Regions from separate parts of the Homo sapiens genome. Here region 1 is linked to region 2. The links are chromatin contacts, found by Hi-C or POLR2A ChIA-PET in ENCODE. All regions are on one chromosome and are shown on one strand. The core of a region is the stretch at or near the end of the contact, and the rest is flanking DNA. Distances in the headings are between cores, read along the strand shown.

Region 1 (3,515 bases), core at 573-3,072, 390 kb before region 2:
AGTGGATCCTTCTGTCTCAGCCTCCAAAAGTGCTGGGATTACAGGTGTGAGTCACCATGCCCAGTCCTTTTTCAATTAAAATTTTAAAAAATAACTTGTATTGTGGATATTTAAGATATACAATATGAAGTTGATATCATATAGACCAGGGGTCCCCAGTCCCCAGCAACCAGTCCTCGGCCTGTTCGGAACCCCCATGACCTTCCTGAGCTCTGCCTCCTGTCAGATCAACCGCGCATTAGATTCTCATAGGAGCTCGAACCCTACTGTGAACTGCCCATAGGAGGGATCTAAATTGTGTACTCCCTATGAGAATCTTATGCCTGATGATCTGAGGTGGAACAGTTTCATGCCAAAACCATAGCCCCCATCCCCTTGCCAAGTCCATACCACCCACTCCCCTGCCAAGTCCGTGGAAAAATTGTCTTCCATGAAACCGGTCCCTAGTGCCAAAAAGGTTGGGGACAGCTGAAACAGGCAGTCACAAGGTTACTATAGTGAAGCATATTAACATATCCATCATCTCATATAGTTACCACCAACCCTTTTTGTGTCTCTGTGGCAAGAGTGGCTAAAATCTACTCATTTGGCATGAATCCCATATGCAGTGCAGTTTTATTCCTAATGGACTTGTGTGATTATGTGTAGGACCAAATCACAGGGCAGCTAGGCCTTATTAAGTGTTGCATTGGCTGGGTGCGGTGGCTCATGCCTGTAGTTCCAGCACTTTGGGAGGCCAAGGCAGGAGGATCACTGGAGCCCAGGAGCTCGAGCTTGCAGTGAGCTCTGATCGCGCCACTGCATTCCGGCAACAGAGCCAGACCCTATCTAAAATAAATAAATAAAAATAAAGAGTTGCGTATGACTGCTACCAGAGGCAGTATGGTATAATGGTTGGATATGACTGCTATCAGAGGCAGTATGGTATATGATATAAGGGCTTGGGGGTTCTGGAATCAGAAGCCCTGTGTTGGAATCCTGGCCCCAGTCTTTTTTTTCAACACCTCTCCTTTGTGTCCATCAGAAAATTACCTTACTGCACTGTGCCTCATTTCCCCGTCCATGAAAGGGAGATAACAGGAGCCACCACACTGGATTGCTGGATGGATTACATGAGTTAATACACATGAGGCACTTAGGGCATGCCAGGCTGTGGACAGCCCTCACTTGTTAGCTAGCAATGAAACAGAAACCTAGAAAACCATCTCTCCTCTGCTTAAGCCAAACAAACCAAAAATACCTCTTGTGGCTCACGGTTCCCAAGCTTCCTGGCATGGCTCCGCACAAAGCTGCCTTCGGTTCGCCCGGCAGGCTTTGTAGCGACCTTCCCTGCCCGGGTCCCAGTCACGGTCGGGAGCAGCCGCCGTGGCCCGGGCTCGCGAGGCAGGCTCCCGCCCGCACCCTCCCGTGCGAGGTCCCCGCCCTGCGCTCCCAGCTCTTCGAACCTCTACCCGAGCTTCTCTCACGTTGCTTGTGAGACTGCCTCGCCCACACATCCTAGATGCTCAATTAAAGTGGACGTAAAGGAAGATGCTGTGGCTTCTTCCCAAAATACCGAACGGGAGGCTCTGGGTGGGGATGGGAGACGTGGTCAGTGGGAAGCGTCCTTCCACCCTAAGGTGCGTTGCTCCGGGTGGCCGCTGGCCAAGTCGCCTGGGGTGGGGGCGGGGCTCCCCTGTCAGGACCCCCCTTCCCCAGCGTCTCTCCACTGCCCGCGGGCCTCCAGCCTGGCCGCCGGCGCCCGCGGCCACGTGACCCCAGCACAGCTGGAGGCGGGTCCCCGCCCTCCCCAGGGAGCAGCCGGTTGAGGCGGGAGCGGTGCATTGTGGGCAGAGGGGCGGGGGTTGGGAAGATGGCGGCTCCCAGCCTCCTCAACTGGAGGCGAGTTTCTTCCTTCACGGGGCCGGTCCCCCGCGCCCGGCACGGACACCGAGCGGTGGCCATCCGGGAGCTGATGATCATCTTTGGAGGGGGAAATGAGGGCATCGCGGATGAGCTGCACGTCTACAACACGGGTAGGCGCGGCGGCGGCTCGTCGGCCCCGCCTGCTGGAGCTGCGGAGGGGGAGGGGAGGCGAGGCGGCGGCCGCGGCCCTGACAGCTGTCACCGCCCGGTCACTGCTTCCTTGGGCGGGCGGCGGGGAGCGCGGCTCAGCCGGGCAGCCCGGGTCCGGCAGCTCTGTCCCGGACCGCAGCTCAGGATCTCCGGGGCCCTTGGGGCGCAACGGACCCCGAGCGGGGCGCACCGGCCTTCAGGCGGGGGATCCCGGACGCCCCCACCCCAGCCCGACAGGCGGACGCAGGCGACAGAAGACCATGTCCAACCGCCTGGGCCACTCCCCGAAATCTCGCCTCTGTCAAAAAACAAAACCCACTCCAAACCAAAGTTCCTTAGGGCCTTTCCCGTCTTTGCCTGCCTTCCTTCCTTAGGAGGAAGACCATCTAGGGGGTGAGGAGGGAAAACGAGAGGCCTTCTGGCACTCTCGCCTCAAATACAACCCGGTGTTTGGCAGGTAACGGTCAAGAGCCCCTCCGTGAGCCGCGCTCTAAAGCGGCGGGGACGTGGTGAGGCGGCCTTGTGTCTGCATACTCGGTGTGGACGCCCTTCTGGACTGGCCCTCGGAAAGAGGACTGTCATAACTTGAGCACCACTGCAGATCACAAGTGCCCCTGGGCAGGGAGCCCCTATCTTTGAGGACCTCTGTGGAATAGAAAGGAAACTGGATTTAATTTTTTTTTCCCCTTGTAAATGCTCAGGCTGTCACAAGAAATCTGTTTGGTGTAAAGACAGTGATGGAATTTTGGGTCTACTTCATGACCGATAACTTTTCTTTGATCAAACAACTTAATCACAGGAATAATTTGAAGGTTAACAAAATAGTGGAGTCTGAGAAGTTTTATTTTTTTCACCCTCTCCTCCTCCCAGCGCCCCAGCATATGAAGGTAAAAAGTTACTGACACTTTGGTCTTAGTGTAAAATCCCTGGCTTTGGAACAAATTAGACCTGATTTGAATCTTGCTCTGCCGGTTGCCCAGGATCAGCGCTAAAGTTACCAAACCTTTTTAAGCCTCACAATTTTCAGTTGTAAAATAGAGATTTTTATACTCACCCAGCAGGGCGTTTTGTAAGAATTAAATGATACAGATCAGGGTTTTTCAACAGCAGCACTCTCGACCTTTTGGGCCAGGTAATTCTTTGTTGAGGTTGGGGGAAGCTGCCCTGTATTGCCCTGTACATTGTAAGATGTTTGGCAGCATCCCTGCCTCTACCTACTAGATGCCAGTAACAGCCCCCTCCAGTTGTGACAACTAAAAATGTCACCAGACATTACCAAATGTCTTCTGGGGGGCAGAATCATCCCCAGTTGAGACCCACTGATATTGATGATATATATTTGCTGATAGTATATGATAACCGTTGTTTGTTATAATCGGTTTTCATTTTATTTTGGCAACTAGCTACGAATCAGTGGTTTCTGCCAGCTGTTAGAGGAGATATCCCTCCAGGCTGTGCTG
Region 2 (3,839 bases), core at 105-2,604:
GCTTGTTCAGCCTGGCTTCCTTGAGCAAGCAACTTATTCACAGGTAAGTCCAAATTAATACAGCGCACACCGGCTACATAAATATTGTGCTTTGATTGTCTTCTGTAATCAAAGGCAAGGCTGCTGAGTTTGTTACTTTCCCCACCATGCAACTGCTGGAGGAGAACTCTGGGGGAAGGGAACTGAGGTTGCCCAGGTGGTTTTTGTTGCATGTGTCTAACTGCAAGTTGTGTCTCTGTCTATCGAGGGGAGGATAAGGCCCATTACATTCAGATTCAATAAGAATTTATCAAATGCCTATTTTGTGAGAGGCATTGAAAGACACAGTATCTTATTTCATTTTTAATTGAATTAGTAATGACTTGATAAGGCACAAAGGTTAGTCTAACTAACATTTTTTTTTTCCCTGACATACGAGTGATCCCTACACTATTGGCTGTGTCCACTTTATTGATTGTGAAACAGCCTAAATGCATGGAATTGGAAACTGGAAGTCATTCTACACAATACAAGAAAGCAGCACCATCTTTCCATGTACCTGCCAGTGCTATGGCTGGCTTGGCTTTTCCAGCAGTTTTCTGGACTTGGTTGAGGTGGCTTCCTAGGGGCATTTTCTCACCCCCTCCCAGCTAAGACTGCTGTTAATTTTGAATAATTTGGAGGATGCTCTACCCTTTGGGGTAGCAGAGTTTTGCAACCCACAGATCCCTTTTGCCTTGAGGAATGGTGGTGATGGTGGGTGTCAGAGATTCTGTCTGTATAAGTCCCCGGGAAAGCTCAGCTGTCGCCTGACCCGAGGGTCGTGCAGTTTCCTTAACCCTGACTTTAAGTCAGCCCTCTTTAACCCCGACTCCCAAGCTGGGCTGTCCTTTGAAAGAAAAACGAAACCGCCCAGTTCTGAGCGTCGGAAAATGGGCACTCGCTCCCTGGGGGTTTGGGGCAACTTCCCCGCTACGTCGCCCAGGGATTTTAAATAATTGCCAGCCACCAGAAACCCCCTAACCCTTAATTCTTCCCTCCGAGACCCAGCCCGCTGCTTGCCACTTCCCTCTCCAAACGCTGGCGGGGGTGGGTGGCAGCACCGAGGCGATTTTCTTCGTCTTTTTTTCCTCCGGGTTTTGTCATGGAAACGCTGACACAACCTCCAGACGGCGGCCGAGCCCGGCCGGGGACTGAGGGCTTTTGGGACCCTGCGGGAGCGCGGCGCGCACACCGCACTCCCCGGGCAACAGCTGGACGCGACCATATCCCGGGTAGGGGCGGGGGGAGCGCGACGCTCCGCCCCGGCGCTAGGGTCCCTCCCTCCTCCCGGCTCTCCGCAGGCGCCCTCCCCTCGCCGGGGGCCGCGAGTTGCATTTGGTAAAACCCAGCCCCGGAATATATAGATCGTTGGAGCGCAATGAAGTAGCCTTTGGAGAGAAGGGAGAGGGCCCGTCGGACAGCCACAGCGGCCAGCGCAGCGGCAGCGGCGGCGGCACCACCATCACCGCTCGCACCCCAGCCGCCCGGCCCGCGACCAGGCAGCGGCGGCCGCCGGCGGGATCGGAGGAGGCGGCGGAGCGGCGAGGAGGAGGAGCAGGAGCGCGCAGCCAGCGGGTCCACGCATCTCAGCACTTCCAGACCAACTCCGGCACCTTCCACACCCCTGCCCGGGCTGGGGGCTCCGAGAGCGGCCGCGAAGCGACTCCGATCCTCCCTCTGAGCCTTGCTCAGCTCTGCCCCGCGCCTCCCGGGCTCCGGTCCGCGCGGCGGGGTCCCTGCTCCTGCGCCCCGGGCGCGCTTCCCGGACACCCCGGTCCCCGCAGCCAGGACAAAGCCATGAAGCCAGCGCTGCTGGAAGTGATGAGGATGAACAGAATCTGCCGGATGGTGCTGGCCACTTGCTTGGGATCCTTTATCCTGGTCATCTTCTATTTCCAAAGTATGTTGCACCCAGGTAGGGGGCGCGTTAGCGTGGTTTTGTTGGATATTTTCTTCTCTCTCGCGCTCTAGCTCGCTCCGCCTGATTTCTGCCTCTTCCAACCCTACCTCTCCGCCTTCGGCCTCTTCGGGGCTCCTGGCTGCCCAGAGCTCCTGGCTGCCCAGATCTACCCGGGTCACCGCGTCGGGATGGGGAGGAGAAGGGAAGGTGTGCTTCGCCCTCTTCTTCCTACCGGCTCCGGGCTGGAGGATGGGACCAGGAGGGGCGGTAGTTTTTTTTTTTTTTTTTTTCTTCTTCTTTTTTTCTTTGTGTCCCTTGTCTGTCTGTCTGCGAGGTAGCAGGGAAACGGAGAGGTGTGGGAAGCAACCGGGGGTGAGGGGCTGGTTTGAGGAGAACGAAACTCCCTCCCTGCTGCTGCCGAGGTCGGAGGATGAAAGAGTTACCCGGAGCCGGCTGCTCTGCGCCCGGGCGAGCCGCCTCTTCCTGGTTGCCGGGCCGGGGGCGAAGGGTGTACGCCCCGGCGAGGTTGCGAGTCCCTGCAGCAGGCTGGGAGCCCGGGACTGGGCTCCCACGTGTCCCGGGCTCCGCGCAGAGCTGAGCAGGTGTGGAGAGTGGTCGGGTGCCCAGCGTTGCCCCTCCACCACGCGCCGGCCGTTTGCCCCCGGGGTCCGGCTCCGCAGTGACCTTGCGGCTGGTGCCCCGGGGCCTGCTCCAGCCCCCAGCCCTGAGCTGGAAACTCCGAGCTCCTGGGTCACGCCTTGACCACTGCAGTTTTGGAGGAAACTTTGGCCAGGTCCTGGGCTGACCGTCCGTTTGCATCCCCCACTTCTGGGATCCGAGCAACGGGAATCCCCCGGGCGGCGTGGGAATGAACCCCATTCCTCCGGTCCCTTGTGGCTCAGGCAAAGTTCCACGTCCGAAATCTGGACTGGGGGAGGGACGAGGCTCGTCGCTTCCTAGGGGTGCGAGGGAAAGTTTGGGTTCTGGAGAGGGAGGGGCGCCCTCGAGCGCGGCGGCCGGGGGTGAGCAGCTCGGCTGCGAAGCCCAACAGGTAGAACGTTCCGAGAAGCCTTCCGGGTAACGCGGGTCTCCCCGCCAAGCCGTGGCTCCCCTGCTCCCTTTTACCCTCCCTTAGCAGCCCCCTGCCGGGCCACGTTGGCTCAGAAATCCATTTTCTACGCCTCCGAGTTGCCTTTCTCAGCGTAGTCACAGCAATAATTTGCTTTTCTAATTGCAAGGAGGAGGGAGGTGGAAACGCATTTCCTTCCAGGGAAGTGGGGTTGGTGTTTTTCATTTTTGCCTCCCGCCTTCTCCTTTCACTGTGTATCTAACACTTTAAACAGACGCAGTCCCGAATTCATCAAGCCTGCGTTTGGGTCGATGGCAGAGGAATAAAGCTGTTCTTTCCATCAAACAGGCAGGGCTGCAGGCTGCAGATTCCTTGACAGCGCAGGGACAGACGGCCCCTTTGCCCCACTCGGTCTGGAGCAGTTGTTAAGGCAGCCACACTGCCAAGGATATGGTCCGACTCTACCACATGTAACCTCAGGACGTCCGAGCCAGCCCTGTTAAAGATGGCTTTTGTTTGCAGCTGGGTATTTTTAGTTTAATGTCAGCAAACTACAGCGGTGTTTGTCTCCTCACCCAAACCTGCGGTTGTGAAACTTATAAAGGAATTTAAAAATGGACCTGGCTTGCATTCCGGCAGGCAGGCCTTGGTTGCAGTGGGCAGGGCCAGACAGCCAGGGGTATCTCAGAGTGCCAAGCTCCAGGGCCCACCGGAGACCGGGCCAGACTCACCCCAGAGCGCCAGGGGACTGGTGGTGTACAGATACACTCGGGTTCAAACAGTTTAAACAAGGGGCCGGTGATTTGGTCTAGACTCTAGAGCTGTGTTCAGGTTTCGCTGGGACCGTGA

The links. Hi-C counts contacts between places; a loop is a spot of excess contacts on that map. ChIA-PET counts read pairs that join two places held with the same protein, here RNA polymerase II (POLR2A). Pooled maps may share reads with other maps.
Region 1: a map of naive thymus-derived CD4-positive, alpha-beta T cell shows a loop between it and region 2 (3-fold over the local background). The contact joins the promoter of HCFC2 here to the promoter of CHST11 in region 2. A Hi-C loop is called at or near these places in 2 of 168 maps with a recorded cell type or tissue (Caco-2 and naive thymus-derived CD4-positive, alpha-beta T cell), 1 of 37 single-sample maps with no recorded cell type and 7 of 50 pooled maps. POLR2A ChIA-PET finds 5 or more read pairs at or near these places in 1 of 52 experiments (naive thymus-derived CD8-positive, alpha-beta T cell).

Annotation. Positions count from the first base shown.
Region 1 is chr12:104,062,709-104,066,223 of GRCh38, forward strand. HCFC2 (host cell factor C2) reads left to right here and starts at 1,823. Exons shown (of 15, transcript NM_013320.3): 1 at 1,823-2,015; 2 at 3,459-3,515. The coding sequence starts at 1,853. It also overlaps a transcript of GLT8D2 not described here. RefSeq lists an enhancer at 1-26 and silencers at 1,350-1,509, 1,519-1,688, 1,670-1,839, 2,060-2,199.
Region 2 is chr12:104,455,594-104,459,432 of GRCh38, forward strand. It overlaps CHST11 (carbohydrate sulfotransferase 11), which reads left to right and starts at 1,355. Exons shown (of 3, transcript NM_018413.6): 1 at 1,355-1,936. The coding sequence starts at 1,819. RefSeq lists enhancers at 1,024-1,073, 1,094-1,173, 2,094-2,143 and silencers at 1,244-1,373, 1,454-1,623, 1,664-1,943, 2,534-2,673, 2,834-2,893.